3 separate regions of the Homo sapiens genome follow, and all the other regions are linked to region 1. A link is a contact called in ENCODE Hi-C or POLR2A ChIA-PET data. All regions are on one chromosome and are shown on one strand. Each heading gives the region's core, a stretch centred on a gene start or an enhancer-like site at or near the end of the contact. The rest is flanking DNA. Distances are from core to core; before and after follow the strand shown.

Region 1 (4,278 bases), core at 1,779-4,278:
GCACAGATTGCTGAGCCCTAAGCCAGAGTTTCTGATGCACCAGGTCCAGGGTGGGGCCTGATAATTTGCACTTATAAAAAGTTCTCAGGTGCTGCTGGTGCTGCTAGTCCAGAGACTACATTACTGAGAACCACTCTTGTCTATTAACTGTAAATTGTAGAACTCTAGAAAAAAGCTTAGTTTGGTCTGGGATAAGAAGCACACAGGTTATGGAGAAAATCATGAAACATTCAACCCTTGATCCCAGCCTAGTGTGGAATTCAGGTAACAAGCAGTACACAGTGACATAACACAATTCTTGGTTTTCATGATTGCAAGTCATAGCTAAGCATCAAGTGAGAAATTCAGTTTCATTTGCAAGGCTTAGAGAAGCCAGGTGATTCTAGAAAAATGGGCCTTGTATTTGTTTTAAACCAGTAAAGAGCTTTAAGTGCTTATTAAATTGAAAGCTTTCTATTCTTATTTTGTATTTTATTTTATTTCTTTTGAGATGGAGTCTTGCTCTGTCACCCAGGCTGGAATGCAGTGGCGTGAGCTTGGCTCACTGCAACCTCCGTCTCCTGGGTTCAAGTGATTCTCCCGCCTCAGCCTCCCAAATGGCTGGGATTACAGGCACCCACCACCATGCCTGGCTAGCTTTTGTATTTTTAGTAGAGACGGGGTTTCTTCATGTTGGCCAGGCTGTTCTCGAACTCCTGACCTCAGGTGATCCACCTGCCTTGGCCTCCCGAAGTGCTGGGATTACAGGCGTAAGCCACCGCACCCAGCCCAAAAGCTTTGTGTTTTTCAAGATATTTGACATGTTTCTTGTTTTAAAAAAAAAATCTTAATAATGTAGGAGAATAAAAGAAACGTTTTTCCAAAAAAAGAGAAATCATTGTGATTATTTTATCTTATTGGAATGTTGGATACTATAGCCTGCTTCATTAATCATCAAGCATGCTATGGATTTTCCATTTTTATAGGATCTGTATCTCAGTTAAGGTAATACTGGTAATTATTGTACTCCATTTGAAGATGAAAAATATAGGCCAAAATTATAGACCTTGCATAGAAGCTGGATAATGGAGACAGCTCTGGAGGAACACGTAGATACACACACACAGACACACATATATATAAAGAATACACACATACATTTTTTAAAGTTTATTTTTTACAGTTTTAAAGGTTTTAAAGCAAAAGCCGGCCCCTCCCCTCTGAGTGGGCGGCCCCTCCCTCTCTCTGAGTGGTCGGGTACAGCGGTTGCATGGGCAGCTTTCCTTGTGAACCACAGGTCCTTCTGGACACGGTGCTACCTGGCCACGCCTCCTTTCCCTTTCATATTTCTCATTGACCAATGGGCTTGGAGCATTAAGGCCACGCCCCTATTCTGCATTCTAGTGGGGCCCCGGTTATGCCTCTTCTGGCTCAGTTGCACAGCTGCCTGGTAGGTGACTGGAGGCATTCATCAGTGCTCACTGGGATTTCACTGATGTGGCCCAACCCCGCCTCCCTCCACACCCCATGATGTCAGAAAAAACACGACAGGGCAAATGGGCCGCAGCCAGGAAAAAGGTAAAACGCACCAGGTCATGGCCCCCAACCCAGCCACAGATCCCCTCCGACAACAAGACCGTTGCCGGAGTCCATACCACCCCTGAGGCACACTGGACTGGGCCCCCCAACCCCAGCCCTCCTCCCTAGCCCGCCAGGCCTTTGTTTCCCCACCTGTAAAATGGGGCAGTGTAGCCCTCACATGAAATGGTACTTCTAAGGCACCTGTGAGCCGGAGCCCTGCTCTGATGGCTGTGGGAGAGAGGGGATGATTTTTCTAACCTCCCTCCACCCTTCCCAGTGCTATGGGAGGCAGACACCAAGTTCTGGGGTCTCCAGTTGCAGCGGGTGGCTGCTGATTGCTTCTCTCTGTCCAGAACGAGAACAAGAGCGCACTGCAGTTGGAGCAGCAAGTAAAGGAGCTGCAGGAGAAGCTGGGCTAGCTGAAGGGGACGGTAACCTCCGACCCGTCCAAGAAGGTCTGGGAGGCGGGCACCAGCCTCTGGGGAGGGGAGGTGCCAGGCCAGAGGCAGCTGCAGCCTGGGGGCAGGTGACCCCAGCACCCTCCAGGGCAGTCCTATGACTGTTTCTTGCTTCCTGCCCTCTGACTTTTAGAGGTGGGTAGCCCTGGCTCCTCCCAGGTCTGGACATCATCATCCCAGCTAGAGGCATGGAGCCCTCCAATCACAGAGGAAGAGACAGTGGCATAAGAGGCTCCTTATACCAGGTGCAGTGGCTCACACTTGTAATCCCAGCATTTTGGGAGGCTGAGGCAGGAGAATCACTTGAGATCAGGAGTTTGAGACCAGCCTGGCCAAAATGGCAAAACCTTATCTCTACAAAATTACAAAAAAAAAAAAAAAAAAAAATTAGCCGGGCATGGTGGTGCATGCCTGTAATCCCAGCTACTCAGGAGGCTGAGACATGAGAATCACTTGAGCCCAGGAGGTGGAGGTTGCAGTGAGCTGAGATCGCACCACTGCACTCCAGCCTGGGACACAGAGTGACACTGTCCCAAAACAAAATATGAAAAAAACCAAAACGACTCCTTAGATTCAAACTGGATTCCGGCCTCGGTTCCACTGGTCATCATTCAACTACTTTCCATCTCTAAGTCTCTGTTTCTTTAACTTCAAAAGGAAGTGAGCTTTTTCTTCGCAGAGGTGCCGAGGGTTAAATGAGATAATACGTGGAAACATTAGGCATGTAGCACACTTAGCAGATGGTGGTTGGCTCCCTCTGCTTTTCCACCAGTCTGTGGCCTACAGTTTAAATGGCTGGAAGAAGAACGTGAGATTTGAGGCTGGGGAAGGAGGCATGGGGTTCTAGGCAAGGGAGGCAGTCTCTTAGGCCTGGAGCAAGGGGCCAGGGGCCTGGGCAGGCCACAGAGCCCCACAGTGCCCTCACTACCCTATTAATGGGCCAGGAATCTGGAAGCCAGCCACCAGCTGCCCTCATGCCCAGGGACTTCCAGCAGGTGGAGCTGAAGAGCCAAGAGGCTCAGAGTCTGCAGCAGCAGCGAGGCCAGTACCTGGGTCACCTGAAGCAGTACGTGGCCACTTATCAGCAGCAGGTGGCAGCCTATCAGCAGCTGACCTCTGAGAAGGAGGCGCTGCACAGGCAGTTACTGCTGCAGACCCGGCTCATTGGACCAGCTGCAGCAGCAGGAAGCTCAGGGCAAAGCAGTGGCTAAGATGGCCCGCCAAAAGTTGCAGGAGACCCAGGGGAGGGAGTTGCTGAGGACGGGGCCCCAAGAGGGACAACCTGGCAACCTCTGTGCCTTCTCACCCTCTTTCCTGGCATCTCAGGAGCACCTGGAAGCTACCAGCCAGCAGAACCAGCAACTACAGGCCCAGTTGAGCCTCATGGCTCTCCCTGGGGAAGGTACGGGACACCACTCAGAGGAAGAGGAGAGAGCCCCAGGAGGAAAGGGGGACTGTTAGCACTGTAGGATTGAGGAGATGGAAGAGACCTTTAAGACAGCTGGCCATTATGCTGACTGGGTGTCTGCACTAAGTTTGGCATCAATATGGTGACCTCCTGGGAGCGGGGGACCACCAGGTTGCCTAAGGATGGGAGAACTGGCCCAGGTCAGAAATGGAGCAGGTCAGAATTCCTGCACCAATCGGTAGTGGGACTGTGCCTGGGCAATATAGCAAGATCTTGGTTCTTAAAAGTAAAAATAAAGAACAGCTCATTCCCCTCTGGGGAGGGGCTGGCTCAAGGTTACACAGTGAGTGTGGGGGCAGAGGTGAGCCCACAGTACCTCCCTTGTTGGGTTGTCTGAGGACCCCTCTGGCCACCCCCCCACAGGAGATGGAGGAGGAGGCGCCTCAGCCCATGCCGAACATCCCAGGGGACCTGGAGAGCCGGGAGACGGTGGTGAGCCTGACTTGCCCTGCCCCCACTTTGCCACCTTCCTCTGTGGTCCCTCCCAGACCCCCTTATGTTCTTGGTTTCCCCGCTTTCTGATTTCTGTGGACTTTCACTCCTTCCGGGAGCCAGTGATCAGACACCATTTCACCTGTGACCAACAGGTGCACTCTCTGAGGCCCCAAGGGAAGGGGCTGCGCTCCACCTCCCTGCCCCAGTTGTTCTGTGTATGCCCCTACAAGAACACTCACCTCTTGCCTTCAGGTGGCATTTTTCAACTCCGCTGGAACCAGTGCCCAGGAGGAGCAAAGGATGTGCTGCCAGCCCCTGGCTCACCCAGTGGCCTCGTCCCAGAAGAAGCCAGAAGCA
Region 2 (4,278 bases), core at 1,120-3,619, 360 kb after region 1:
GTCGCGCCTTCCCCAGCGTCCCTATGCCTTACGAGGTCCTGTTTCCACGTCAACCTGACCTTCCGCAAGGACTTGCTGATGTTCTAGGGCCTTCTACTTAGCCCTCTCTGATGGCACCTCCCCATCAGCCTGTGAAGATGCCCAGTCTCCTTCCTCAGAACAAACAGAAAACTCTCCTTTCCCCGCCGGCTACCCCTCATGCCACAGCCCTGTGTCCTGCCTCTCCTGGAGGAGCACTCCTGCTCAGCCTCCTTCTGCCCGCAGCCCCAGGGAGCCCTCCAGGATTCCCTACTCTCCTGCCTCTGTCCAAGGCCCTCTGATGTCAGCCGCATCCTGACCCTTTGGCCACTCTCTCCCCTCCGAAATCCTCTCTGGCTCCAGTAAGGCTTTTCTGCATATTCTACCACCCAGGCCATGCCTGTCTCCTATCATCCTCCCCCTCCACCATCATCTTCTTTCCATCGACCTCCCAAACCAACTTCTCCAGCCCTCCAAGCAGACGACCCTCATACTTAGCCCTCTCCCCACCTGCCTATCAGCCAGTGCTCATGCCCACCCCACCCCTTGTTTTCTGGAGATCCGGGTCCACCTGCAATTGACATCCAGCTTCCCCACAGGGCTCCAAACTCTGCAAGCACAGGGGCATGTTTACTTGTATGCCACTTCCCCAGCACCTGGCACACAGTAGGGGCTCGAAAAATCCGCAAATTCTTCCGAACTGTTGACAGCAGCTTCCTTCTCTTGGAGCTCAGCCCCCATCACCGCCATGGAGCTGGAGACCAGGTGTCCTCCAAACACCTCCTCTTCCTCACCTCTCCTCCTCCTGCACACCCCAACTCCTCCACACCCACTCCCCCTCTACAATCCTCCTCCTCCTCAACCCTCCTCCTCACCCCTCCTCCTCCACAATCCTCCTCTTATTCCACACCCCTCCTCCTCCAACCCCTCCTCCAAAGCCCTCCTTCTCCTCCACACCCCTCCAAATTCCACAGCCCTCCTCCACCTCTACACCCACTGCTCCTCCACAATCCTCCTCCACACCCCTCCTCCTCCACAATCCTCCTCCACACCCCTCCTCCTCAATCCTCCTCCACACCCCTCCTCCTCAATCCTCCTCCACACCCCTCCTCCTCCACAATCCTCCTCCACACCCCTCCTCCTCCACAATCCTCCTCCACACCCCTCCTCCTCAATCCTCCTCCACACCCCTCCTCCTCCACAATCCTCCTCCACACCCCTCCCCCTCACCCCTTCTCCTCCACCACACCCCTCCTCCTCCACACCCCTCCTCCGCCTCACACCTCCCTCACCCCTCCTCCTCCACACCCCTCCTCATCCTCCACACCCCTCCTCCGCCTCACCCCCCTCCTCCTCACCCCTTCTCCTCTCCACATCCCTCCTCCTCAACCCTCCTGCTCCACATCCCTCCCCCTTCACACCCCTCCCCCTCCCCCTTCACACCCCTCCTCATCCTCCACACCCCTCCTCCTCACCCCTCCTCCTCCTCACCCCTCCTCCTCCACACCCCTCCTTCTCCTCACCCCTCCTCCTGTGCCATCTTTTCAAACACAGGATACTTTAATCTTGAAAAGTACTGAATTTGTATACTTGTTTTGAAATACTAAATTTTCGATCTGGAAGGAATGATTTTAGATCTTATTTTGGGCCAGGCACAGTGGCTCATGACTGTAATCCCAGCACTTTGGGAGGCTGAAGCCGGAGGATCACCTGAGGTCAGGAGTTCGAGACCAGCCTAGACAACATGGTGAAACCCCATCTCTACCAAAAATACAAAAATTATCCGGGTGGGCGTCTGTCATTCCAGCTACTGGGGAGGCTGAGGCAGGAGAATTGCTTGAACCCAGCAGGCAGAGGTTGCAGTGAGCAGAGATCACACCACTGCACTCCAACCTGGGTGACAGAGCGAGACTCTGTCTCAAAAAAAATTAAAAATAAAAATAAAAAAAGATCTTTTTGGTCCATTTTACCTAATAAAGCTGTATGGTAGGCAGGTATGGAAATTGGGGTTTACAATAAACCAGCTATATGCTGCTATGTCCTCATGTGGACACTAGGTGGAGCTGCAACTATAAGAGTGGCTCTTAGGACCCAGAACAGGACAGAGAGCCCCGGACCCCCTCAACTTTAGCCCTTGAACTGGGCTGGCAGTGGTGTTGGCTAGAATTGAATTGTATGATATGGAGTAATAAGTATCCTTAGTGACCACCCAGACTACCAGACACTGCACCGTCAGAAGCATTCAAACCAGAGTGACTCCATCTTGAACAGGGGCTGTGGGTAAAATGAGGCTGAGACCTGCTGGGCTGCATTCCCCGGAGGTTAGGCATTCAAAGTCACAGGAGGAGACAGGAGATAGGCACAAGATACAGATCACAAAGATCACACTGATAAAACAGGATGCAATAAAGAAACTGCCAGAACCCGCCAAAACCAAGATGATGACGAAAGTGACCTCTGGTTGTCCTCACTGTTCATTATTCACTAACTATAATACATTAGTTGCTAAAAGACACTCCCAGCAGCGCGTGACAGTTCACAAGTGCCATGGCAACGTACGGAAATTACCCTATATGGTCGAAAAGGAAGAGGAACCCTCAGTTCCAGGAAATTCCCACCCCATTCCTGGAAAACTCATAAATAATCCACTCCTTATTTACCGTATGATCAAGAAATAACCATAAGTCTACTGAGTCGAGCAGCCCGTGCTGCTGGGGTAGCCCCTTTTTTATTCATTTACTTTCTTAATAAACTTGCTATCACTTTGTCAGCTTACTTTTGAATTCCTGCATGAAGCCAGGAATCCATGTGGCCTCCCAGGCTGAACCCTGTGACAGCACCACACACATCCCTCACATCAACCTGAAAACGAGGCAGGGCATGGAGGACTTCTTTTTTTTTTTTTTTTTTTTTTCCGAGACAGAGTCTCGTTCCGTCGCCCAGGCTGGAGTGCAGTGGTGTGATCTTCGCTCACTGCAACCTCCGCCTCCCGCGTTCAAGTGATTCTCCTGCCTCAGCCTCCCGAGTAGCTGGGATTACAGGCATGTGCCAGCACACCTGGCTGATTTTTGTATTTTTCGTAGAGATAGCGTTTCACCATGTTGGCCAGGCTGGTCTCAAACTCTTGACCTCGGGTGATCCACCTGCCTCGGCCTCCCAAAGTGCCGGGATTACAGGCGTGAACCACTGCCCCTAGCCAAGGATGACTTCTTGAGTTTACAGAAGAGGAAACAGGCCCATAGAGGCTCTGTCACCCAACTAAACAGTGAAGGCACAAAGCCTGGACCCAGTGGGCCTCACATCAAGGCCTCCTGACCTCACCAGCCCAGAACCCAGGGCTCCAAAGTGCATCCTTCAGGATCTGCTCACAAGTTTCCCTCCCCTGTGCACCCCCGGCCCCCGACTACGCCCATCACCAGGGTGAGGGGTGCGGAAATGAATCGCACCCTTCACCCTGCAGAGGTGGGCTCTGAGCAGCCCCTCTGGGAAGGGTCCCCACGGATCCCAGTGAGATAGAAGCCTGGCAAAGGAACACGTGTTTTTTTTTTCTCTCTCTCTTTTCCAGACATGTATTTTAATTTTTTAAAAAAGCTTTGCTCTGATAAAAATAGTGCATGCTCATTATAAGAAATTCAAGTAACACCGAAGAGTACCAAAAACAAAAATTTCAAGTGGTCCGGAAATCCAGCACCCCAGAAATAATCATGGCTGACACCCAGGAAACATGGATGGAGACATCTCTCTACGCACATATTCAAAGGAGTTTTTTTAACCAAAATGGGCTCATACAATACATACTCTTTTTAGAAAAAGTGCCATACTTAAATTTAACAGAACAAAAGGCAACTTAAATGTAACTAAAGAAATTACCAAGCTGCAAATAATGACGCTGCTTCTTCTGGTTCTAAATTATTTCTCTAAAGGAAAGAAAAATATTAAGCAGCTGGATTCATTCTTTCAGCATGTTTCAACTATAGATGGCATCTCTTGACAACCTACGATTTAGGATAAGGAAATGAGCTCACCACCACTTCCTAGCTCCTTCCCCCTCCCAAATTTTGTGAGTTCGTGTTTTTACATTGTCAAGGTTTATACTACTTACATCCTGTCCTGTAACCATCGTTCCCACCATTGTTTGGCCTGTTGTGTGTGTATGGATTCCCTGTTCCACCGCCTGTCCTTCTAGAATGGGTTTTTCCATTCTTGGGTTATTTTCCTTCACCTCATGGCTACCTTGACTTTGTCATCAAGGAGTCTTTT
Region 3 (4,278 bases), core at 1,043-3,542, 330 kb after region 1:
CCTGCTAAGTCCTCCATATCTTATTTGTTTTGCTAAAAGCTCTGAAACCTGGTTGTAAGTCATAGGCAGATTTTTCTGTTTTTTTAGCCAGCACTTTATACCAGTCTCCAGCTTCTGTCCAGAATTACTGGTATACCAGATAGCTCTTTTTAACTCAAGGGCATTTGACCTGAGTCCTCCAAGAGTCAGTAGACAAGTCATCTGTTTTACTATGATTTCCATGCGCCTTTGAGAATTTGTATCTAAAATTGTGCTAGCTGACCTCCACCTCGGCTCTCTAAACCTCACCCACTGTGGAAGAAAGGGGAGGTCCCACGGTACTTGCCTTGGCCTTTCTTCCCAGAGGGAAGCTGTGTTGACTTTGAAAGAAAACAGTTAATCTGTTCCAGCCCTTAAGGATGCTCTATTGCAATTGTTTGTATTGCCTGTGTACTTAACTATCCCCACCTGTTTAGGATCCCTTTGGCCCAGTTCCATTTTCTTCTGCCAAGTCTACCAGAGTCACCATTAGCATTAGTTGTCTTAAAAGGCTTTTTGTAAAAGCAAGATGTATTTGATGTTTAATCATTTGGGAAGTAAAAAAGAGATATGATTTAAAATTTACATATTTAAACACAGGAGAAGCAACCACACTGTCTTTTGGCTGTGAGAGGCACATGTGGTTGTGGAGGCTTTTATCAGAGGATAACTATGTCTTCTCCACCAAAGAGGGCAGTGGTGTGCCCTCCTCCCTGAGTACCAGGGACTGGTCTCTGGAAAGAGATGTTCATCTCCCTTGGTTCTTGTGGATTTGTAATACTCATTCCTGTCCGTCTGGAGCTTATATTCTAGTTGAAATAGCTTAGTTTCTTCTGACATTCATTTCTTTTTTCACCCTGCTTTTTTCTTTTATTTATTTCATTTCCTCTCAAGCCAATTGGAAAAGAAATGTTTATTTAAAAGCTCTATGTCGTCCAGACCCAGTGGCTCATGCCTGTAATCCCAGCACTTTGGGAGGCCGAGGCGGGTGGATCACCTGAGGTCGGGAGTTTGAGACCAGCCTGGCCAACATGGTGAAACCCCGTCTCTACTAAAAATACAAAAATTAGCCGAGTGTGGTGGTGCATGCCTGTGATCCCAGCTACTCGGGAGGCTGAGGCAGGAGAATCGCTTGAACCCAGGAAGCGGAGGTTGCTGTGAGCTGAGATGTGCCACTGCCACTCCAGCCTGGATGACAAGAGTGAAACTCCGTAAAAAGCTCTATGTGTAAAACATTGGTCTTTTAATGTTAATCCAGAAGGTAAATTGATAAGGCATCAAATTAGGAAAATGTATTAATATTATGCCTCCCTTAGGCCTGGAAGTTTGAGTTTAAAAAAGTCATGCCAAAACCTAAAAGGCTGCTGTGTGAGGACTCTGTCGACACGCAAGCTCTCACTTGCGCCCACTAGAGCCTCAAGGTCCTTACGAAGACACTTTTCAAAAACTTGAATTTGGCTTTACAGCGAGTAAGCCCAGCTTTCATTGTCTCTTCTCAGATTCAGTCCCTGTCAGGACGCCCTCGATCCTGTGATGTTGGAGGTGGCAAGTAAGTAATATTCTTTCTGTTCGTGTTTCAGGGACTATCCTGAAGGTTTTTCCCAAAAGTCTCGCTGCTTTGTTACAGAACTCTCAGAAACGTAACTTGCTATGCATAAATTGAAAGTCAACTGCATTTTCATAAAAACAGCCACTCTCTTTTGATACTCATATTTCATCTGTTTAAACTAATTAAATTACATGACTATAATAACAAACAAAACTTACATAAGTATGTTTGAGAATCACACAACTGACTCTTGGTAAATACACAACTCTCCGGGTAGAAGCAGTGTCAGAAGCAGAAACGTGCAGGAATCGAGAGGAGCCTACCAGCCCCGAGCTGTGGCAGGCTGTGGGCATCGGTGACATCCTGGCCAGGGGAAAAGGGAAGCATCAGTTCACCTGGCAGCTTAATGGCACAGAAGTTAATTAAGAGAGTTTCTGTGAATGTACTTAATGTCACTGAACTGTACACACAGAAATGGTTAAAATGGTAAATTTTATGGTATATTTATTTTACAACAATTTAAAAACATAAATGGAAGATAAATATATTTTCCATTTGCAATACAAAAAAGTTTCTATGAAACCATTAATTTGTTAGTGGATTTAATAGTATGCAACTTCACTCCCTAAAAGGTTTGAGACAACTTACAAAAATATAGTACAAGCAAATGAAAAAGGAAGTTCATGAGGAAGTTGAGTCTAAGAGAGAACGAGGAGATGAGAGAGATAATGAGGCCCTTGCCTTAACAGAAACTGCCTTGGGAGGGCCGGCTGGTGTGCTGCGTGGGACGGTACAGACAGCTGCTGGGGAGGTTCACAGAGAGGACCCCTTGGAACTCGATGGGCTGTGTCCTGAGAGAGCCCCAAGGAGGCTTCCTGGGGCTGTTTATCATAGTGTCCGTGAGAGCAGTCCCACCACTTGGAACTGAAGCCAATTCAGAAACAGCAAGGCTGCAGGGCCAAAATAATGTGGTTTGGAAATGGGATTCTTGCATGATCTGACTTAGTACATACAATCACCAGTGGGTCAGTGGGTGAACTAAATCCACTTCAAGCAGTCATTGAATGTGATTTCCCCCAACAGAGCTTCCTGTGAGTATCTCACAGCAGCGCAGTCAAGGCACTCTCTACTGAGTACCTGGAGCTCAGACATTCTTTCTGGCAGGTTAAACGTAAACTCAGGTGATTTGCTGAGCTGCGCCACGGGTTGATGTTTGCTTCAGAAAGTGGGCAAGCCTGCCAGGACGCATGCCCAACAAAAGACAGGCCGCCGAGAGGTGCAGGACATTCCCATGGAAGGGGCAAGCTTTTCCTCAAGGGAGTCTCCCTCAACCTAGTCTGGTTCAGGGGCTTCCTGGTAAAATGGAAATTTGGAAACAAAAACAAAAACAAAAACAAACATTTTCCTCAAGAATCAATTTTGGCTTAACCATCAGATAACCTTCAGGCTCTGAAAGCCTAACATTATAGAATTGGGCTGCAGTACTTTAGCCCTCAAGAGGTTTTTGTTGTTGTTGTTTAGTTAGTTTGTTTGTATTTATTTATTTATTTGAGATGGAGTATCGCTCTGTCGCTCAGGCTGGAGTGCAGTGGCATGCTCTTGGCTCACAGCAACCTCTGCCTCCCAGGTTCAAGCGATTCTCCTACCTCAGCCTCCCAAGTAGCTGGAATTACAGACGTGCACCACCATACCTGGCTAATTTTTTTATTTATAGAAAAGATAGGGTTTCACCATATTGGCCAGGCTGGTCTTGAACTCCTGACCTCAGGTGATCCACCCACTTTGGCCTCCCAAAGTGCTAGGATTACAGGCATGAGCCACCATGCCCAGCCTGTTTTGTTTTTAAAGATAGATAGGGCCTTGCTATGTTGGCCAGGTTGGTCTTGAACTCCTAGTCTCAAGTGATCCTCCCAAAGCACTGGGATTACAGGTGTGAGCCACCATGCCTGGCCAACCTGGAGAGTTTTAAAGCAGGTGTTTCTTAGGTAGAGAAAGTTGCTTTCTTGCTCTTACTTTACAGATAGAATTCCATTCAGTGACTTCTAGTCATGCAGATATTTATTGACCCCCTAATTCTTGGCACTGGGTTAAACAATGAACAAAACAGATCAAGTTCCTGCTTTCGAGGAGCTAATAATCTAGTAGAGCAAGATGGGCAGAAACAAATAAGCAAAGCACAGCAAAAGTCATGTGTGGGTAAATGCACTGAAGGAGACGCAACTGTGGCAGGTGGACAGGCAGCCACCAGCGGGCGTTGAGGAAACCTTTCTGATAGTGTGAAGCGACGCAGAGAGGGCTCCAGGCAGCAGGAACAGCAAGTGCAAAGACCCCAAGGCAGGAGTGGGCCTGGAGTTCAAGGAGGCTTGTATTGCTTGGATCTGACGCAGAGAAGATGGGAGTCGTTAGAGGGTCTTGAACCGGGGGGCGCATTACTTTCCTTAGATCAGTGGTGACTCCGTTAGGTAGTAACTATATTTGGAAAGGAACCACCTGTATTTCTCCCAGCTGCAGAGGAATTGTGTGAACGTTACTAATGACCTGTTTCACAGTGGTCACATTTTTTCCATCCTTGCTCTGTGCTGTTGGACGCTTCTCCCTGCCGCGCCCCTGCTCTCTCTGCCTTCACTCCCACCTGATCACCCATGGATCTTTCTTCTCAGTCAGAAAGCCCATCTGCTGTCACGTTGAGGGCTCTGAGGTCTCAATTTTAT

What was found. Hi-C counts contacts between places; a loop is a spot of excess contacts on that map. ChIA-PET counts read pairs that join two places held with the same protein, here RNA polymerase II (POLR2A). Pooled maps may share reads with other maps.
Region 2: a map of PC-9 shows a loop between it and region 1 (12-fold over the local background). The contact joins two enhancer-like sites. A Hi-C loop is called at or near these places in 2 of 168 maps with a recorded cell type or tissue (PC-9 and mammary epithelial cell) and 6 of 50 pooled maps. POLR2A ChIA-PET finds 5 or more read pairs at or near these places in 3 of 52 experiments (GM12878, HCT116 and PC-9).
Region 3: a pooled map shows a loop between it and region 1 (2.6-fold over the local background). The contact joins two enhancer-like sites. A Hi-C loop is called at or near these places in 2 of 50 pooled maps. POLR2A ChIA-PET finds 5 or more read pairs at or near these places in 4 of 52 experiments (H1, OCI-LY7, PC-9 and 1 more).

The regions. Positions count from the first base shown.
Region 1 is chr15:90,290,488-90,294,765 of GRCh38, forward strand. It overlaps the pseudogene GOLGA2P8 and the pseudogene RN7SL736P. Among named protein-coding and RNA genes, the nearest start is that of NGRN, 27 kb to the left of the region's middle. RefSeq lists enhancers at 2,726-2,885, 2,729-3,229, 3,230-3,730. Within about 2 kb of position 3,029, at least 3 of the 41 ENCODE cell types and tissues checked have a DNase peak (open chromatin) inside an H3K27ac peak, as active enhancers do.
Region 2 is chr15:90,646,167-90,650,444 of GRCh38, forward strand. The region is part of intron 2 of CRTC3-AS1 (CRTC3 antisense RNA 1); the gene reads right to left. Among named protein-coding and RNA genes, the nearest start is that of LINC01585, 12 kb to the right of the region's middle. RefSeq lists a silencer at 438-621. Within about 2 kb of position 2,370, at least 28 of the 41 ENCODE cell types and tissues checked have a DNase peak (open chromatin) inside an H3K27ac peak, as active enhancers do.
Region 3 is chr15:90,618,224-90,622,501 of GRCh38, forward strand. CRTC3 (CREB regulated transcription coactivator 3) reads left to right here. Exons shown (of 15, transcript NM_022769.5): 9 at 1,518-1,567. It overlaps CRTC3-AS1 (CRTC3 antisense RNA 1), which reads right to left. Exons shown (of 4, transcript NR_120372.1): 4 at 1,786-1,930. Among named protein-coding and RNA genes, the nearest start is that of LINC01585, 40 kb to the right of the region's middle. RefSeq lists an enhancer at 2,583-2,632. Within about 2 kb of position 2,293, at least 5 of the 41 ENCODE cell types and tissues checked have a DNase peak (open chromatin) inside an H3K27ac peak, as active enhancers do.